Regions from separate parts of the Mus musculus genome. Here region 2 is linked to region 1. A link is a loop called in an ENCODE intact Hi-C map of the cell type or tissue named here. Cell type or tissue: heart. All regions are shown on one strand. Links, peaks and the distances in the headings refer to the core of each region. The heading gives the core; the rest is flanking DNA.

Region 1 (10,744 bases), core at 1,578-9,577:
GGGTGTCTTAGACTTCTCCTGAAATTCTTTCCTGTGGTGAAGTCAAGACTCTCAACTTTAAAGAGCTGTAGACTCTAAAAAGAACTCTTCAGGCTGTTGCTGGCAGCACAGCTGTATCTTTAGCTCCAGAGAGAACATCTTGTTTGACATATGCCCTCAAGCAGAAGCAGAAAGAGAAAACTTGTTCCATGTACCAGCATAACCCTAAGAAAGACACAGTCTCTTCTCTATGACAGGCCTGTTAGAAATGCTAAAACTTTGATTCAATCATCAGAAAACATCATATAAACCCAAAATAAGGGAAAAACCTAAAAACAACCTATATCCTTCAAACTTATTATCAATGCTATAAAAAGACAATGCAGAGAAACCTATCCCAAGTGAGGAGACTAAGGAAGGATGAATTGGAAGGACCCTGTATGGAGGGAAGAACCTCTGTTAAGAGACATGAATAGGTCAGCTGCCACAATTTAGACAGGCAAAACAGGAAATAGGGTAAAGTAGATTCCAAGATCAGCATATAAAAAAGGGTGGCAACTGAGGAAGACTGAAAGCCCTGCCCAGTAGGTTTCCTTCTGTGTAATTTACAGTACAGAGGTAGAGGAACGTCCAGTAGCTACCCTCCAGGCTCAAAACTCTGCCTATAATAATAGAGATCATCATGTAGCATGAGAATTTTTTTTATTTGACAATTACTTCATTGGTGTTATAAAAACATCCTTGCTGCCAACAAATACTCTCTGAGGTAAAGTGCATTACTATTTTACTTCCTGAGTCTTCTCCAATAAATGAAAAAACCGTTTTCAAGATTAAAAAAAAAGGGGGGGGGGCAGGCAGTGGTGGCGCACGCCTTTAATCCCAGCACTCGGGAGGCAGAGGCAGGCAGATTTCTGAGTTCAAGGCCAGCCTGGTCTACAGAATGAGTTCCAGGACAGCCAGGGCTATACAGAGAAACCCTTGTCTTGGAAAACCAAAAAAAAAAAAAACAAAGCTTCCAGAATCAGGCATAACGACAGATGTCTTTAATTCCAGAGCTTGGGAGGTGGAAATCAGGATCTGTTTTAGAAAAAGACCAGGACATGTTTGGTAGAGGTGGGAGGCGGGGCCCATGCTAAGGCATCCCTTACCCGAGGTACCAAGTAGAGCATAGAATAGGGTTTATTTCAGTCATGGGAAGGGGAGTTGAGAAGGGAATGGAGACAGAGAAGACGGAGAGAGGGAGGGAAAGAGAGAGAGAGGGAGGAAGGGAGGGAGGGAGGGAGGGAGGGAGGGAGGGAGGGAGGGAGGGAGGGAGGGAAGGAGGGAGGGGGAAAACAGGAACACATGAAGTGGGGGGGGTTGAGGGGGGAGTGAAAATGGGGATAGGGAGAGGAAAAGGGCAGAGAGCAAGGAGGAGCCAATAGCAAGCCAGGCCTACCAGGCTACAGCCAGATAACTGTTGGGTGGAGTCTAGAAGGAATGCCAACAGGATCTTTGTCAGTTTGAGGCTGGTCTGTTCTACCTTAGGGAATTCCAAGCTAGCTAGGACTACATTAAAAACCAAAAACAAGGGAGGCAGCTAACTGAACCTTGGAAAAGAATCTTAATGGGGGAGTGTGGAGGTGGGGGTGGGGGGCCCTGTCTATATTGTGCTGTGCTGAGGACAGGTCTAAGGGATAATATCATAATTGCTTAGCTGAGGTGGGAAGATGCCCACTCTGAGTAGCACAATTCCTAGGCAAAGAGTTCTAAACACTGTAAGAGTGAGTTGGGCACTAGCATACATACATTAATTCAGTGCTCTCCAATGTAAGTGACTAACTGCTTCCAAGTTCTTGCCCAATAATGCACTGTAACCTGGAATTATAGGACAAAGAAACCCTTTCTGCCCTAAACTGCTTTTGTTGGCATATTTTATCACAGCAAAAGGGCATTAAAATAACACTGAGGAAAAGGCGCAGACTATAAAGCTTGATATTTAAACCAGGTGTTCACAGAGAGGATCTTGAAGGCAGAAAAACTGAAAGTTAGGTTGGTATCTGTTTCACAGAACTGGGATCAATCCCAGGGTTTCATGCATGTTAGGCAAGCAATCTACAGTATGTTTTAAGGCATTTTATTTAAAATCTGTTAAAAGACTTTTCTAACATAAGAAACATTCTTTACATTTATATTTCACCTTTTTCCTTTCTTTTTTCTCTAAAGTGTGTTGAAGCATTGAGACAGGGTCTCATGTAGCCCAGGCTGGCCTCAAACCATTAACTCTTCAGCCATCAACTCTCACTAGTGCAGTCACAAGAGTATACCACCAAATCCAGCTCCCAACTCCACGCCCTGACTCTGTATTTGTGCTGTTCTGCATTTATGCTAACCTTTCAATGAAAATAGGTCATAATGCAACATTTTAGAGGACATTTTAAATGATGACTAACTTACTGTGTGCATTTCAACAATAACACACTAAATCCAACAGGAATCAAAATAATGTGTGTGGTTATTCCACACTAAAACTGCAGGCAATGACAACTGCACTGACTGCCACTTGACGGAAGCAACTGTCAAATCTTCAGACTTAAACATGCTTTAGCCTTCCAAAACTAAGATTAATGCAGTGATCTCCAGGGGAAAATACCCTGATGCAATTCTACAATGAACCATGTAAAGTAGGATCAACCTGTCATCACATTCTGTTCCCAAATACCAACTGTCCAACAGGCTATCAGCAAGTACCTACTATAGATCACCATATAACTGCATCAAAATACTTTGTTCACATGTCATTATCACAGAACACCTGACTTATTTGTAATAAGTAACATTCTCCCTTTTGCATTTTCTTTTGTTGATTTTTGTTTAATGGCCTTCTGTTGCTGTGATGAAACACTGTGATAAGCGAGAAAGGAGTGATCTGACTCACACTTCCAGAACACAAGCCACCTCAGGAGCTGAGTGAAGGGGCTTGCTGATTGATAGTTAGCTAACCTATTTTTTTAAAAATCTGAGCAAACATTTATTTCTTTGTTTTTCATGTTTGTGAGTGTGGGTAGGTAATTGTGTAGAGGTGAGCGTGGTAATGTCAGTGTAGAGATCAGAAGACAACTTGTTCTCTTCTACCATGTGAACCTAGGGGATCAAATTCAAGGTTGTCAGACTTGGTGGCAGATACTAGGATTATAATGTATACTACTACCACACCCAGCCATTGTTCTCTTTTTTTAAACCTTGCTTCTTGGGTAGAATTAGCTCCATGATTTCTGACAAACACCAGTGCTACAGAGCAACACACTGAAGACACAGGCTTCTCCCCAAGCCCAAGTATTGCCCTCACTACATTTTTTACAGGTTCTCCTCAGTAGCAGGCAGCCACAGATCTGCTCTTACGGTTCAGGTTTTGGGGGGTTTTTATTATATTTATTTACATAATTTATGCGTATGAGTAGTCTGTCTGCATAATCAGATTCTACTGCAGATGGTTGTGAGCCACTATGTGGTTGCTGGAAATTGAACTCAGGACCTCTGGAAGAGCAGCCAGCACTCTTACTGTTGAGCCATCTCTCCAGCACCAGGGATCAGTCTTAAACAGAATCACCATCACTCGGTGGTATTCCTTGATTTGTAGATTTATCCCTTCTGTTGTCTGCCATTATCAGTTAACTACTTGGTGTATCTAAGTTGGTTTCACTGTAGGGCTGTACTAAATCTGCTCATTTTCCAAGGAATGGGCATCTGAACTGTTCCCACTCACTAGGAACCAAGCTGCTACAAATCCTCCAATGGAGAGTTCTGTGTGAGCCTGTGTTTTCATCTTCCTTGGGGAAAACACCCAGGAAGAGGGCTGCTAAATCATATAACAATTATTATGTCCAACTTGTTAAAAAAAAAAAAAAACATTTTCCAAATCAAATTGTCTCTCACAGTAAAGCAGAGTTTCATTTGTTCCACACATTTGTCACTTGACAGTATCACCCTGTTTAGTTCTAACATAGCCAGGCCTCACTGAAGTTATAATCTGCCTTTTCTGATAGCTACTAATGTGAAATACCCTTTTCTGTATTGTTGTCACACATACAAAATGGATGATATATCCATTTTCACCATCTTTAATTGATTTTTAATTGTTCTACATTTAAAACTTTTTATTTGTTTATTACCATCCTGTGCGTGTGTGTACACACCAGCTTGTGGAGGTTAGAACAACCTTGTGCAGTTCTTTCCTCCCTCTAACTTTACATAGCTCTAGGGATCAAACTGGGATCATTAGATACAAGTGCCTGTATCTACTGAACCACCTCACTACCCCCAACCATGTTTTTAATAGCTTATCAATAAAAAAAAAATGTTCAAGCCAGGTGGTGGTATATGCCTTTAACCCAGCACTCAGAAGACAGGGGTAGGGGGATCTATGAGTTCGAGGCCAGCCTGGTCTACAGAGTTCCAGGATAGACAGGGATATACAGAATAAAAAATAAAAATAAAAAAGAAAGAAAGAAAGAAATAGAATTTGACAATAAAGCATCTCCTTGCCACTGTACAACACTCTGTTTGCTCCAAATAACTAATATGGTAGAATGTGCAAAAAACAAGTAGAAGGAAACTAGAACACATCCCTGCTTTTCTCTCAGCCTGAAAGTAAGAATCTTAGGAAATGCAGCCTGCATTTCTAGGAAATGAAACTCTTCCCCACTGTGGCCATTTGTTTTGTTCTTTGAACAAGAATGTATAACCCAGGCCAGCCTTAAATTCACTGTGAAACTGAGTGACTTACCATTTTTTTCTACTATTGTGACACCTATAAGAAGCAACTCAAAAGGCAACTAAGAAATGCTGAGAATATAGAATAGAAAAAAGCACATCAACTGGTTATGTTGAATACCAAAGCTGAGCCCTGGTAACACAGAACTACAAGAAACATTGTGCAGATTAAACAGACTGTACTGTGTGTTTAGGAACACACATATACAAACAACAAAAATTAAAGAGACCACAAATTTGAAAAAGAGCAAGGGAAGATACATGGGAGGATTTAGAGGAAAGAAAGGAAAGGAAGAAATGATGCAATTATTCATAATCTGAAAAAGGAGGGGCAAATTATTTCTTTAAAAAGGCAGCAACTCAGGGGGCTGGTGAGATGGCTCAGCGGGTAAGAGCACCCAACTGCTCTTCTGAAGGTCCTGAGTTCAAATCCCAGCAACCACTTGGTGGCTCACAACCATCTGTAACGAGATCTGACTCCCTCTTCTGGGGTGTCTGAAGACAGCTACAGTGTACTTACATAGAATAAATAAATAAACCTTTTTTAAAAAAAAGGCAGCAACTCAGGGAAAAAGGGTCTAATATGGCTCACAGTAAGGGTACAGTCCATCATAGAAGGAAGGCACAGGCATAGGAGCATGAAGCAGCTGGTCACAATGAATCCATACTCAAGATGCGGACAACTGCCAAGTGTATTGAACACTTTAATCCCAATGCTTAAGAAGCAGAGACAGGTGGAGCTCTTTGAGTTAGAGGACAGCCTGGTCTACACAGGGAGTTCCAGGCCTGCCAGGACTACATAGTGAGACCCTTTTTTAAAAAACAAAAATTATGGGGGCTGGAGAGATGGCTCAGTGATTAAGAGCACTAACTGCTCTCCCAAAGGTCCTGAGTTCAAATCCCAGCAACCACATGTGGCTCACAACTATCCATGAGACCAGACACCCTCTTCTGATGTGCCTGAAGATAGATACAGTGTACTTACATATAATAATAAATAAATCTTTAAAAAAAAATTCTGAAAAGATGGCTCAGTAGTTAAGATCACTGGATGCTCTTCTAGAGAACCTGGGTTCAATTTTCAGCATCTACATAGTAGCTCACAACTGTCTGTAACTCCAGTTCCAGGGGATCTAACACCCTCACACAGACATATATGCAGGCAAAGCACCAGTACACGTAAAATAAAAATAAATTTTAAAAGAGGAGGAGGAGGAAGAGGAGGAAGATAAAGAGGAAGAAGAGAAAGAGGAGGAGGATGAAGAGAAGGAGGAAGAGGAAGAAGAAGAGGAGGAGGAAGAGGAGGAGGAAGAGGAGGCAGAGGAGGCAGAGGAGGAGGAGGAAAGATATAGGCAAGGATGAATAACATGACTCAACTGCTTTCTCCTTCGTGCTCTGGGTCTCCAATCTGAGGGATAGTGTCATCCATACTCAGGATGAGTTCTCCCTCTTCAGTTAGACCTTGCTGTAAAAATTCTCACAGACACACCCAGAGGTACATTTCCTCAAAGACTATAAATCCAATCAAACTGTCACTCCTGCCCATCACATCCTCAGAATGCTGGGAGTGCAGGGTATATCACCATGTTTGACATTTACAAGTATTTGGTGAAGATAAACTCTCAGCGTGTGTGTATAAACAAGAAACTGGATATTATTTGCAAACATTATAGAAATGATAATGTATTCAACAAGTCAATCCATTTAAAAAGGAAATGCAAATTAGAAGAAGTAGCTCGGTAGATGGCACTATTCCCCTATCTGTTAAATGCATGACCACCACCTGTTCATTTGAGTATGCTCAAGATTAAGCTTTAATCAAAAGAATTATAGAAGTTGGCACTGCTGTAGGGAAAGGAACTCTGCAAATTTCTTAACTTGAGACTCGGTTTCTCATCGATGAATGAAAACATAAAATCAGTACTTTAAAAGCTGGAGAGGGGCTGGAGAGATGGCTCAGCGGTTAAGAGCACCGACTGCTCTTGAGAAGGTCCTGAGTTCAAATCCCAGCAACCACATGGTGGCTCACAACCATCTGTAATGGAATCTAATGCCCTCTTCTGGAGTGTCTAAAGACAGCTACAATGTACTCACATACATAAAATAAATAATTCTTAAAAAAAAAAAAAAAAAAAAAAAGCTGGAGAGAAGCACTTTGTGTGCACATGAAGAGTGTGAATTCAGGCTAGGCGTGGTGGCGCACGCCTTTGATCCCAGCACTTGGGAGGCAGAGGCAGGTGGATTTCTGAGTTTGAGGCCAGCCTGGTCTACAGAGTGAGTTCCAGGACAGCTAGGGCTATACAGAGAAATCCTGTCAAAAGGGAAAGAAAAGAAAAAGAAAAAGAGAAAAAGAAAAGAAATAGAGAGTTCAGCAGTATGGTGATGGCAAACACCTTTAGTCTCAGCATGAGTTCAAGGCCAGCTTGTTTACAGGACAGTTTCCAGGACAGTCAGGGTTACACAGAGAAACTCTCCAAAAAACAGTGAGTTCAAATCCCAGAACTCACTATCATCCTTTACAAAGCCAAGTGTGCAGCCCAGAGAGATGGCTCGGTGGTATGTACCTTTATCCTATGACAAGGGAATCAGAAGCAAAAGGATCTCTGTGAATTTGAGGCCAGCATGGTCTACATAGTGAGTTTAAGGCCAGCCGGGACGACATAGGAAGACACTATCTCAAAAAACCCAAGAGAGTGACTTGGTGAAGATAAACTCTTGCAGAAGACTCAAGTTCAGTTCCCATTACCCCACATCAGGCGACTCAAAACAGCTTGTAACTACAGCTGCAAGGAATCCAATGCCTCTGACCTCCACAGATAACTGCATTCCACAGGTACACACACCACAGAATTTAAAATCAATCTTTTTTTTTTTAAACCCAGATTTGTAGCACAAGCATCTATACTCCCAACACTCCTTTCAGGACAAGAAGCAAAGACACAAGAATCCCAGGAAGCTCAAAAGCCTGCTAGTCAGAAGAAACAACAATTTAAACAAGGTAGAAAGTGAGGAACACTACACCAACACATGAATACTATGGCACATACATAAGAAATAAGGTTCATAATTCACCTAACACACAAATGGCAGCTATAATGGCTGTGACTATAATGTTCTAGCCATAATTCTTGAAACACAATGTCATGACTGAAATGTGTGTTCTCCACATACCTAGGTGTAAATGGGAAGCTTAAAACCCAGCTCAATACAAGCCCCACCCATCCATGAATTATATGCATTCACACGAAAGGCACTGTGGTGTCTGCAATTGCGAAGACTATGTGTAGGCCTTATTTCTAATTATCTGTCTCAGCATTTCAATATAAGCAGTGCTTCTTTTCAAAAACAAGCAATTCATCAACTTCTGGCTTTTCACCATCTCATCCTTGAAAGCTGGTTTTCCCTGGGGTTCTACAGGTATTCTTGCATGCCTCAAAGACATGTTCCCATGCCCCAATTGCCCTCTCCAAAGCATTTTAGCAAGCAATTTCCTAAGTTTCTCCTAGAATTCATCCAATTCCTGGAAATCAAGACTGAGGCAGCACTATAGCTCTGATTCCTACACCCAGTGAATTAATTGGCTTGGATACCCCAAGGCCAAAGTCATTACTTCTGTGACAAGTATTCTTAAAAGATTTCCTCATGAAACAAGATATGAAACACACTTTTAAATTTACCCTTTGGATACACGTGGTCTAATATGCTCTATGTTTAAGTCTTAGGACTATAATAAAAAAATCTGTCATCCAGTTTAATAATGTGAGCCTAATTCCCATGTAATCTGGTTTAAAATCCACAAGGTACTGTCTGTATTAAGGCAGTATAGTATGTACAATCCAGTAAAAGTCCCAGCAGACAAGACTTTTAATTCAGTGAAACCTAACAAGTCATTTCTACAATCCCAGGCTTTTGCTCCCATTACTTTCCCCCACTAAGAAGACCCCTTCTTCAGGGGTCCTCTGAAAGAATAGCCAGTGCTCTTAACTACCAGGCCATCTCTCCAGCCCCTCTTTCTCTATTTTTAAATCTTTGGGGAAATAAAGGCTAGGAGCAAACTATTGCCCACTTTAGTGGCAAAGTGATATAGTATAAAGGATGTGCTCAAAGACAGCTGGAATCCATATACACACTACCAGCTCTAACATGTGTCAGCTACTCATTCTGAGAAAAGCAGCTTCCTCAACCTGATCTTCCTCACACACATCTGAGTAGTGGTTACGTCTACATCATGAGTCTCTCTCATATGTAACTCTACCCCCTATCTCCTACCTGTACACAAACTACTAACAAATCCTACTGTCATGACATCCTAAGTCCACTTCTTTGATTCCTAGTTCCCTAGCCCATGTCATCTCTGCTACACACCTGATTCCCTTCATAACATCCCAGTGGATGTAGTGTGTCATGAGCTGAGTCAGACTTCAACAAGAATGACCAGCTCCATCAAACACTGCACATTCTGTCTGCACTGCTGTTCACTCAACTACAACGTTCTTAGAACCGTGGATCTACTTAGGTTCTACGTTCATCACTGCCACATCCGGCTCACAACTCACTTAGCAGCAAGGCTTATTGTAGCCGTTCTATGTACACCTTAAACTCTAACTACACACTGTAGCATGATTTCCTCCACTGTACTCCCCTCACATACGTAACATGGGGTACTCCTTAGGTTCACAGCTTATCAGCTGCTTTACTTCTCTCTTCAAGGCACTCCTGGCTTTTTTTTTTTTTTTTTTTTTTTTTGATGTCTCTACTTAAAGCAATTAGAACCATGGCTGGCACTTAATATGAACTTGGCATCCTGAACTTAGACCTGCAGAAGAATTTTAATCCAGCAACATGGCTGCTCTGGCAAGGGATTACATCCAAAGACTTAGGTCTGTGTAATCCAGTTGGAATATAGACAGTCCACACACCTTTAATACCTCTGGTTGGAATACAGATGCGTCCTTAGTACACACCTCTAATCCCAAACAATGTAAGCAAGGTTAGTTTGTAAAAGGAAGTAGCCATGTTTGATAAAACAAATGTTTGGGGTGTCTTAAGATAAAGCTCACTGGGTAATGGCACTTGTCCCAAGTCTGATAACCTAAATTCAATCTTCAAGACCTACATGAAAAGGAGAGAACTAACTTCAACAAGTGACATTGAATTGAAGGGCAGACAAAGTGCTTAATCAGAGAAAGATCTGATAGAATGAGTCAGAGATAGGATAATCCCAACACTCAAAAGAACAGCACAAGAAAAGAGAGGCAACTTAAAGAGAACAGACCAGAAAGAAAGGCAATAGGGAGTGGGGGAAAGGACAGTTTTACAGAGACAGGTTGCAGGTGAAGACAGAACAAGCCAGAAAATGAAAAGGAACCAGATTAGAACAGATTGCCAGTTAGTTTGAGACCAAACAGAGCAATTCAGTCAGAAGCCAAGAGAAGCCAGTTTGAATCAGTCATCTTAGAGAAGAGTTTGGACCAGAGCAGCTGAGTTAAACCTAAGCCTCCAAGACAACAATTACATCTAGCTAATAAAAGTTACTTTTGGGGCTAGAGAGATGGCTCAGCGGTTCTTCCAAAGTTCCTGAGTTCAATTCCCAGCAACCACATGGTGGCTCACAACCATCTGTAATAGGATCTGATACCCTCTTCTGGTGTGTCTGAAGTCAGCTATAATGTACTCATAAATAAAATAAATAAATCTTTTTTTTAAAAAAAGGTTACTTTTAAATCCTTACATAATATCAACACAATCTCCAAAGCCCTCAGTGGCTTCATGATCAAAATGTAGACTAATGAGTTCTACTCCTCTAAAGACTTCTAACAGAAAAACAAGTAAGTACATCTGTAATAATAAGGAAGAGTCACCAAAAGACAAAGATCTGGATTAGACTGGTAAGATGGCTCAATAGATAAAAGTGCTTACTGCACACATTTGACGACCCAAGTGCAATCTCTGGAACACATAATGAAAGGAGAGAAACAACTCATATATACACACATACATACGTATATACATA
Region 2 (10,744 bases), core at 849-8,848, 87 kb after region 1:
ACTTTGAGGCAAAGGGGTGTGTGTGTGTGTGTGTGTGTGTGTGTGTGTGTGTGTGTGTGTGCGCGCGCGCGCGTGTGAGTGTGCCCATTGGCTAGACATTGTCCTTTACCCAAGAGCTCCCACAGCCTGGTACCCAGGGAGCTCTAAATCCAGGCCCAGGCTGTGGTTGAAACATGGAGTCAGAACTAATTGGTTGTTTCATTTGTTTGTTTTACCTTTTGAGACACGGTCTCACTTTGTAGCCTTGGCTGACTGAACTCACTGATAGCTGCCTGCCTCTGCCTCCTGAGTGCTAACAATTAAGGGCATACCCTACTATTCTTGGCTGTTAAACATTTACTTACTTTTTTTGTTGTTGCGTATGAGTGTTTTACCTACGTACTGTCTACTTTCCTGGCACTGGTGGAGGCTAGAAGAGGGCACTAGATTTCCTGGAACTTGAATTTACAGACAGTTCTAAATCTCCTTGTGGGTGTGAGGACAAAACCTGGGTCCTCTGGAAGAGCAAGCAGCCAGTGCTCTTAACCACCGAGCCACCTCTCCAGTCCCAAATTATCTGGATTAGGTTGGCTGGTAAGCTTGTCTGTGGAGGACTGTCTTGGTCTTTAGTAAGTATAGGAAGACCTAGCCCATTATGGGCAGCACCATTCCCTAGCAAAGGACCCTAAACAGTATAAGAGGAGAAAGCTAGGTGAGAGCAAGTGAGCAAGTGTACGTGTGTTTATTCTCTCTGCTCTTGACTGTGAATATGGCACCTTAAGTTCCTGCCTTGACTCCCTCACAATAATGGGTAGAGGCCTGGAAGTGTAAGTCACATAAACCCCTCTCCCCTAAGTTGCTTTTTATCAGGATACTTTATCACTGCAACAGAAACAAAGCCCAGGCACCAGTGTTTCTCTTGGCCATTCTCACCTTGACCGGTTCTTCCTTCCCTGAACTAGCTCCAGCTGCCACGATAATGTACTCAGGCCGAATGGCTTAAATGACAAACATCTGTTCTTCACAATTCTGGGGACTGTAAGTCCGAGGCCAAGGTCCTACTGGTTTGGTTGCTGGTGAGACCTGCTTCCTGCCTCAAGGTCTTGTCGCTGTGTCCTCACATGGTAGAGAGGCTGAACGCTGTCATCTCTTCTCAGAAGGATACACATCCTCTGGGATCAGGGCCCTACCCTTAGGACCTGGTCTAACCCAATCATTTCCTCTTGCTGCAGCCTGCCTGGAATGAAGGCTACAGTGTCATTGTGATGGTGGGTGGACAGTGCACCTCAAAGAGCTATTTTCCTCCTCTCCTTCTCTCAGTGAGAGAACACGTTCATGTATTTTTTAAAAAGACTTATTTATTATATCTAAGTACACTGTAGCTGTGTTCAGACACACTCTAGAAGAGGGCATCAGACCTCACCATGTGGTTGCTGGGATTTGAACTCAGGACCTTCGGGAGAGCAGTCGGTGCTCTTAACTGTTGAGCCATCTCACCAGCCCCCTGCTCCTGTATTCTATCCATGCCATTAAACACCTTCTGTGCACACGCCCTCGCTGGGTGGAGACTGATTTTGCTGAACTCCAGGCTTCATTAAACCCCAGGCTAGGAGCTGTCCACACACTTGACCTGCCTGCCTTCTTCCCCCCAAGCCTGGACTTATTCCCAAGCTTCCAACTTCTGGAGAGGCTGTTGAGTGAATGCAGAAGCCGCGATCCCTTAAAGGAAAACCAAGCACTAGACTCCCTGTGATCTGCCTAGGCGACCCTGGGTGGCCTCTCTTCCTGGGGTGCTGCCTCCTCAGTTGACACTCAGTCCTGCCAACAGTCCCTTCGCCAAAGTCCTTCCAGAGTCTCATTTACACATGCCATCTGTTTCCCCGCTGCGACGGTGACAGACACAATTTGGAAAGCAGCCAAGAAGAAGAGCAAGGGCCTGGTCCCTTCCAACATTTGTGGAGAGAAGGATGCAAAGGCAGACTTATGGTAGGTCAAGGACTGGAAAGGTCTGGGTCATGTTGGGGGCAAGCCTTCACCCACTCTCTCTGTGTCCCTGTTCTCATCATAAAGGACTCAGGCTCTCAGGTCCAGATAGGGATCCCTGGTCCTGCAAGAGAATGTGACCTAATATAGGCGGGTATTCACCCACCGCCCCTCCTCACTTTCCTGGTCTCTGACCTTGGTGAGGGTCTTGCTGGATTGGGGTGGGGCTTCTCTTGCAGGTTGTTTGCGGTTTGATTACAAAGTACCGGCTGCATTTCTTTGTCTGGCTTCTTCCTGCCTTGCCTGCCTTCCTGGCACTTTTTTTTTTTTTCCACCTTGAAAGAAAAATTGATTCCATCCTTTCAACCAGCTTCCTGAAGTCACTCCCAGAAGCCACCCACCCCTGCTGTGACTTCATCTGTGCCCTAGCCACTTTGCTCAATACTAGCAGCAGCCTCTCCTGGAGCCTGCAGCCCTGTGCTCTTAGGCCAGCCTGGGGGCACAGGAGGTTGGTTGCATAGGGTGGGCTGATTGGTGTGTGTGTGTGTGTGTGTGTGTGTGTGTGTGTGTGTGTTGCATGGTGTGTAGTCTGGGCTGAACATCCCGTTCCAGCCCAGTTTGTGTGTGCTCCTGCTCCACATGGCTCATTTTGGGAGATCATGGGTGGGACAAAGCCATGTGTCTGTCACGTCTGACAAGTCAGGGATCCGGTAGAAGTTCTTTAAGTTACCTTGTAGGGTTCTCTTCAGTCCCAAGGTCTGGACTTTAAAATCTTACACTCTCCCTACAGTGAGGAAGTGGCTGGACAGTCCAGGTCAGACTGGACAGGATGATTGCCCAAGTCAGCAGGTCATGGGAGTAGGGAAAGATGTCCTCCACTCCACGGAGCAGGCTTGCAGCCAGAGAGCATTCCAGGCTCTGCACAATTGGAGCTGTCTCCTTGCCCTTCAGGGTAGGATAGGAATGCACTTTCGCCATCCCTAGGGAAGTGGGACTTCCTGAAACGCCGGGAGCAGGTTCTGGAAAGGAGATAAGTTCACTGGCATCACCATGTCCCTGAGGAAACAAGGCCAGGAACCACCTAGACTTGGAACTCTGTACTTGCTCTCTAGTAAGGGACTTTGTGCACGACCGCCATGTTCCTTGCTCTATTGCCCAGGACGTGGGGTCCAGTCACAGGATAGGGTAGGAGTCAGCCTTGCAGGAGGCAAGACCAGAAAAAAGAGTAGTTGCTGGTGGCAGCTCTCAGCAAGTTTCTGCAGGTGGATACCCTCCCATTTTAAAATGAGGAGACACATTGCTGAGTTAAACAGTCTCCCCAAGAACACATGGGCCACAAGTTTTCTAGTAAAAGTGAAAGTCCTCGAATCTGTAGGTTGAGCAGAATGCAAGGGTGGTTGGTAGCTTGGGCTTGGTGGCATCGGAGGGGGCAGATCCAATCTGGCTGGAGCCCAGCCCAGGAAGCTGTGTGTAGCTGGATGTCTGCACATGGTGGCTGAGAAACAGTGAGAAACAGTGACCTGCCCTTCTGCAAGCACAGGCCAGGGACAAGAACCTTGTGGATTCTCACACGCTCTTCTGATCTTGGTTTTGTTGTTGTTGTTTTTTTTTAAAGATTTATTTATTTACTATATGCAAGTACACTGTAGCTGTTTTCAGACACGCCAGAAGAGGGTATCAGATCTCATTACAGATGGTTGTGAGCCACCAAGTGGTTGCTGGGATTTGAACTCAGGACCTCCAGAAGAACAGTCAGTGCTCTTAACCATTGAGCCATCTCTCCAGCCCTAGTCTTTTGTTCTGGAGCACCTTTCCATAAAGAATGCCAAGAACTCATGGTCGCCTTTAACAGAGCCAGGACTGGAATGGTCACTGACTGTTTAGAAGCCCTGGAATGCCCCGTGCAGGACCACTGGGTAGCATAGAGTAGAAGGACTCCTATGCCCTGCATAGAGATGCAGGCCACATCTCTGCACAGGTGTCATACTCTAGAGAAACTTTCAAGGTGGAATAGAAGGGGTGTTTTCTGGTCCCAGTTGCCTGATATAGTTCCTCGGGTGGGTGTTGGGGGTAGGGGTGGGGCATTTGGTCTAGCTTCATCTGTGTCGCCCCCAAGCAATCCTTGGACTTTGTCTGACTTCATCCTCACTAGAATGGTCCAATGAGAAGAGTGCACAGAGAGAGCTGGGTTCCAGGGTGACCTCTGACGAGTTCCCAGTTCCTCTCAGGCCTGCTTTGTGACCACCTTTGGAGTACTTCAGGACCCTTCTCTGCATTGCCCTGTTGCCGTTTGCTCACCAACAGAGGCCTAACTGAGGAGTCATTTTCCGGACATCTCCTCAATGGCCTGAGCCCCCTGGAGCAGGTATGGCAGCCAGAGTCCCCAGAGCATGGGTAGCACTGCCTATGACCCTGGGAGGTGGCTCCTAGACGGTGACTCTCAAGATCATAGCTGCTCTTGTCTTGTACTGTCCCTGGGGACTGGTCCGCTCAGGGCTCAGCTCCCAAACCTTGTCCAGCCACTTCCTGGGACTCTGTGGTGAGGCACTCGGCCTTTGTTTTCCCAGGCAGCCACATGGTGCCCCCTGCTGGCAACTGCTGTCACTGCCAGGGAGAAGGTGGAAGGCTGGAGGCCAGGACACAAAGGGCTTGCCTCTTGGCGGGACACACACACACACACACACACACACACACACACACGGGGTGGGCGGGGGGGTGTCCGGGGAGAGAGCACACAATGGACCCCACTGTCTCCTCTGCTCTCCTGACAGCCTTCATCCAAAGTCCCACCAACACTTAGAAAAACCCTGACTCACAAACCTGTATGGAGCATAAACTCAGGCTGAGACTGGGTCAGGACCACCAGGAACTAGAAGTGAGATAGACAGAGACGAATGAGGTATGCTACCCACAGGGGCTACATTCTGACAACCAAGTACCTGCAGAAGTTGCTTAACATACATGTGACAAATGGAGATACATGGTTAGGGTAAGGAACCCAGACACGGAGACCAGGTGGTCAAACTCTTAACCATCCTTCAAAACCCCAGCTGGGCCAGAATGATGGTGCACATCTTAGTGAGACCAAAATAAAAAGTAAAAAAGACTTCTTGCCTAGCAAGCACAAAGCCCTAGATCCACTCCCCAATGCTACAAAGTAACCAACCACCATGTTCAGGCTAAGAATAAAACCTCTTCTAAAGTCCTTCAAGGAGATCACCTGACACATTTCACTTCAGGTCAGAAGACAAGCGCATCTTTTTAAATTGCCACTTAATTAGTTAGTGAATGAATTACCCAGTTCATTCACTTGCATGACTCAGCTCTGTCCTTTCCCCATGTAAGGTCTGAACTCAGGGCATCAGGCTTTGTTGAGCCTTTAGCAAGACCACAGTGCAGTTCTTTATAGGGAGCAGGCTAGGCGTGCTTGCGTCCCGGTGAATTAGTGACGTTTCTATTGCTGTGATAAAGCACCATCACCAAGATGACTTAAAGAAAGAAGGGATTTACTTGTGCTTAAGGTTCCAGAGGGAGAGGAGACCGTCACCATCACCAGCACAGTGAGGGAGCGTGGCAACAGGCAGGCACGGCGGCAGGAGCAAGAAGCTGCGGGCTCGCTTCTTAAACTGCAAGCAGAAAGCAGAGAGACTCAGCTAGCAATGCTTGCATCTTTAAATTCTCAAAGCCCACTTTCAGTGGCACACTTCCTCCAACAAGGCCACAACTCCTAAGACTCCTCAAACAAGTGTTCACGCGCCAGAGACTGCAGGGGACATTTCATTCAAACTGTCACACCTGGGAATGGTGAATCATGCATTGCGAACCTGAGAACAGCAACGTGCTCCCTCTGAAACCTCACTGAGAACAGCAGAGTTCTCTCTCTTTGTATCTCTGTCTCTCTCTGTCTCTCGTGGTTTTTTTGAGATAGGGCTTCTCTGTATAGCCCTGGCTGTCCTGGAACTCACTTTGTAGACCAGGCTGGCCTCGAACTAAGAAATCCGCCTGCCTCTGCCTCCCAAGTGCTGGGATTAAAGGCACCCGCCACCACTGCCGGGCTCCCTCTCTTGTCTAGAGGTGATGGGGGAAAGGAGAAACAGACAGACACTTTCACATTATAAAGCCATTCCTTCTCCACACTGTAGGAAGAAGTGAGCAGATGCATGCATTTCTGGCTTAGCATTCAATGATGGCCATGGTCTGTCTGTCCTGGGTTAACTCCTTCCAGCCCAGGGCCCCAGAGTGGGCACTAAGGAGGCACAGAAAAGTACCCCAGAATTACAGCTCGGTATGTCAAGAAGTTCCTGAATCCCAACATCTACAAAATAACGGAAGAATGCAAAGAGAATGAGGAGAGAGCCCCAGAAATGTGGCTGACCACCTAATAGGAGGGGTGGGGCTGAGCTGGCTTCCTTTGTTGCCCGTGGCCTGGATGATCTGCCAGCTGGAAAGGGGTGGGACATACTTCTTAGGATGTCACTCTGCTGGCTCCTCAGATTGCCAGCTCTCAAAATACAAAGATTCTGTTCCCCTGTCTGTCCTATGGCATCGGCAATGACAGGAAGCAGCGAGTGCTGGTGTTCCTGTTATAGAGGCCAGAAGAGGGTGTCGTGGTCTTGTTCTCCACCTTACATATGTTTTTATTTTTTTATTTTATTTTTTGTTTTTTTTTTTGTTTTGGTTTTTTTTTTTTTTTTTTTTTTTTTTTTTTGAGACAGGGTTTCTCTGTATAGCCCTGGCTGTCCTGAAACTCACTTTGTAGACCAGGCTAGCCTCGAACTCAGAAATCCACCTGCCTCTGCCTACTGAGTGCTGGGATTAAAGGTGTGTGCCACCACGCCCATCTTAAACATTTTTTTTATTCATTTGTTTTATGTGCATGGGTGTTTTGCCTGTGTGTATGTCTGTACACCATGCAGGGTGCCCAGTGCCTGTAGAGCCATCTCCTCCATCCTTTCTCCTTTATTTTTTGACATGTGGTCTCTTATTGAATATGGACCTCATTTTTTCCCCCAGACTGGCTGGTTAGGAGGTTCCAGGATTCACTTGTCTCCACCCCATAACAGTGGATATGGCCGTGTCTAGATTTTACGTGGTGATGGGGATTTGAACTCAGCTCCTCTTGTTTGGCTAGCAAGCATTCTTACTCTCTGAGCCTAGCTCTCTCAATTGAAAAACAACATTTTCAGTCTTTAAGTGTGTGGGTAGGTATGTGCAGATAATGGGGCATCAGATCCCTTGGGGCTGGAGTTACAAGATGCTGTGACTTGCCAACATGGATGCTGGGAACTGAATCTGGGTCCTCTGTAAGAATAGTACCTACTCTTAACCACTGAGCCATCTCTCTAGCCTCTGGAAGCAACTATGGCCTTCTCTGTTGCTGTCTTCAGACATACTAGAAGAGGGCACCAGATCTCATTGCTGGGAACTGAACTCGAGACCTCTGGAAAACCAGTCAGTGCTCTTAACCTCTGAGTCATCTCTCCAGCCCATGAAAGCCTTCTCTGCAGCTCCTTTCTCAGTTTTTATTTTTTATTTATGTTATGTATATGAGTACAGTGTACTGTAGCTGTGCAGATGATTGTGAGTGGTTGCTGGGAATAGAGCTCCGGCTCTGCTCACTCTTGCCCAAAGATTTATTTATTGTTATATGCAAGTAAACTGTAGCTGTCTTCAGACGCAGCAGAAGAGGGCGTCAGATCTCAATACAGATGATTGTGAGCCACCATGTGGTTGCTGGGATTTGAACTCAGGACCTCCAGAAGAGCAGTCAGTGCTCTTACCCACTGAGCCATCTCGCCAGCCTGTTCCTTTCTCGTTTTAATGAGACTTTTTTTTTTGAGTAAATTCATTGTATGAGATAAGAAACCTCACTGCCCACTGGACATTGTGTGTGTGTGTGTGTGTGTGTGTGTGTGTGTGTGTGTGTGTGAGTTCATGTGTACCACATACTCTAAGGAGCCCTCAGAGGTCAGTATGAAGACATCAGACCCCCTGGAACCGACTCCTTGACAGTTACAGGCTGCCATGAGGATTCTGGGAACCAAACCCAAGTCCTCTGACTGTTGAGCCTCCTCTCCAGCCCCATCAATGGCTCCATTTTGAAGCCGTTCATAGTTTCATGATTGCTGAACGAACTCCAATAGTTTCTTGGTGTGATGGTGGTGTTGAAGGATAGACCTTTGGGTGACATCAGTCATAACTGCAGTCCACTGGCTTCACCACAGTACAAAAGTAGACCACCTCTTCCTTTTCCTTCTCCTTCCTCCCTCCCTTTCCTTCCCTCCTTCACTCCCTCTGTCCCTCCCTCCCTCCTTCTCTTCCACTGGTGTTTTGTTGTTGTTGTTGTTTGTTGTTGTAGTTTTCTTGAGACAGGCTCTCACTATGAAGATCTAGCCTAGAACTTGTTATGTAGACCAGGCTGGCACTTAAACTCACAGATAACCACTTGCTTCTGCCTCCTGCACGCTAGGATTGAACGCATGCCACCATGAGTGGCTTTTTGTTTTGTTTTGTTTTGTTTTGTTTCCAAGATGGGGTAATTTCACTAGGACCTGAGCTTGCTAATCAGGCTAGGCTTGGATGGTCAGCTCCCGCATCTGCTTCTCTCTGCCTCCCCAACACTGGGACTCTGAGTGTAGACACCCACTCTTGGCTTTTTACTTGGGTGCTGGGGAGTGAATTCTGGTCCTCATGCTTGAGTAGTAAAGTCTGTGTACTAACAACTGAGCTGTCTCCCCAGCTCCCTGCAGATGCTTCTTCTAATAAGATCTTGTCCATAGTAACAGTAGCTATATGACTTGGGCACATATTTTGGGGGACAAAATTCAAGCTGCAGCAGTAGAAAGGTACAGGCTGCGGCAACCTGCTCACGTTTGGGGAGAGGGGAGACAGAGGTTCCATTTCAGGGGTTCCTGGGATAGGGGAGTTATAAGTGAAGACGCTGAGGCTGTAAGTGGGCGGGTCATGGTGGTGATGCCCACAGTGGATGGGTAGGTTGGGTAGAGCTGTCTTACCAGTGTCTGTAGCCCAGGGTAGAGCTCTGGGCAGTGAGACTGTATTAGAGGTCTCTTCCCTCTTTTATTTGGCCCTCCTGACAGTCTCTGAGGCAGTGATGACAGTTATCTTCTGGTTGAAGATGAGGACACTGGGGTCCCAAAGGCAGAGCCATCAGCTGAGTGGCCTGGGTACTAAGTGAGGAGCTGAGACTTGAGCCAGGTCTGACCATCTCCCCCGCTTGCCACTGGACTGCTAAGCCAGGTGTTCGAGGATTCCTGGGAAAGCCATACTTTCTGTGTCTGCCTTGGGGACCTGTCCTTACACAGCCTTGGCTTATTTGTGCTTGTAGACATGTAAGTGATGTGAGAAACTGTGACTGTCTCAGGACTTGACTCCGTGACAGTTGATATTGTTTGTCTTGGTGGCAGTGCACTCCAGTTGTGGTGTACTGTTGGTACTGGGGCATCCCTTCAGCAAGACAGCAATGCTGTGAGTCGGTGAAGGGCACAGAGGTAAACCACTCCAAAGACTATTTCCAGAAACAGTCTTTATTGTCTGTGAAGAATCCAGTGGAAGCCTGTTGACTGTGGCTTGGGCAGTGAGCGCTCAGGCCACCAGGGTCTCTTTGCAGAAGAAGCACATCAAGGCAGATGTGGAGAGTGCAGACTTGTCCACAGGCCAGCTACTGGCTACTCACATTCCTTCAGAATTCACTGTTCTGACTCCTGGTGCAGGGTGTGCCATGTTTCTTATCTAGAAGCATGTCGTGCCAGGTAGGCAGGTGGCCAGGTCATGACTGCATTTTCTCCTATGGTGACATGTGACAGGGAACTGAGTAGCCAGTTCCTGGAGCCTTGGGGGTTGGGAGAGTGTCAAAGATCCAGCCAGATAGTTCCTGTTGTAAGGGTCAGCACAGCACAGTGGCACCAGGTTCTGATGAATACCTGTCTGTGAGCAGGCTAGCCCAGCCCAGCCTGAGACCCTTGGGTCCTATGAGTAGTTAGGCAGACTGCCCTGCCTGAAAGGGTCCCAAGACCTTTGGTTTCTGTAGGGGGAAACAAAACATTAAGTGTGTAATTATCAGTTTGGGCAGTGGTGGTGCATGGCTTTAATCCCAACACTCAAGGAGGCAGAGGCAGGCAGACCTCTGAGTTCGAGGCCAGCTTAGTCTATAGAGTGAGTTTCAGGGCAGCCAGGGCCACATAGAGAAACCCTGTCTCACAAAACTCAAAACAAATGCAATTATCTTTCCGTATGTTTGTTTTGCCATAGTCTGGGCTGAAACTCACTACCTAGCCCAGGCTGACCTCAAACTCAGGGCAGTCCTCCTTCCTCACCATCCCAAGTGCTGGGATTACATAGAGGCCCACACTACCACACCTGGTACTAAATGTATGATTGTCATACGACTGAGCTCTCTCACCTCTAGATTGGCATTCAGTTGAAGGCCGGGACTTCATACACCTACTTTTTTTGTCTGGTTTTGTTTGGGAAGGGGGTTGAGACAAGGTCTTACTTATGAATCTCAGGCTGGCCTTGAACTTGCAGTCTTTCTGCCTCAGCCTCCTGAGTATGGCAATTACTACACTACCACACCTGGGTTTTGTGTGGTGCTGGAGGTCTAGCCAAGAGCTGTGTGCATACAAAGTACCACACTACCAACTGTGCCACGTCCCCAGGACACAGTCTCTCCTCCTAATGAAATCCAGCTATTCCTAATGTGGTCCCTTTATGCTGCCCGAGCTTTTGGTATCATTTTCAAGAAGAAGCCATTGTCAAAGCCTAG

What was found. Hi-C counts contacts between places; a loop is a spot of excess contacts. Peaks named below come from ENCODE experiments on the same cell type or tissue, not always from the same donor. Only the 100,000 strongest peaks of a DNase experiment are listed, where the experiment ranks them.
Region 2: it touches region 1 in a loop (4-fold over the local background); 13 of 42 quality-filtered maps call a loop at or near these places.

What each region holds. Positions count from the first base shown.
Region 1 is chr15:73,380,805-73,391,548 of GRCm38, forward strand. The region is part of intron 2 of Ptk2 (PTK2 protein tyrosine kinase 2); the gene reads right to left. Among named protein-coding and RNA genes, the nearest start is that of Ptk2, 37 kb to the right of the region's middle. In heart, for the core only: a CTCF peak has its summit at 6,470; no DNase peak of the experiment used is centred there.
Region 2 is chr15:73,468,420-73,479,163 of GRCm38, forward strand. No RefSeq gene overlaps it. Among named protein-coding and RNA genes, the nearest start is that of Dennd3, 39 kb to the right of the region's middle. In heart, for the core only: CTCF peaks have their summits at 4,539 (motif pointing left) and 7,351; DNase peaks (open chromatin) are centred at 1,802, 2,912 and 4,572; H3K27ac peaks cover 1,639 bases.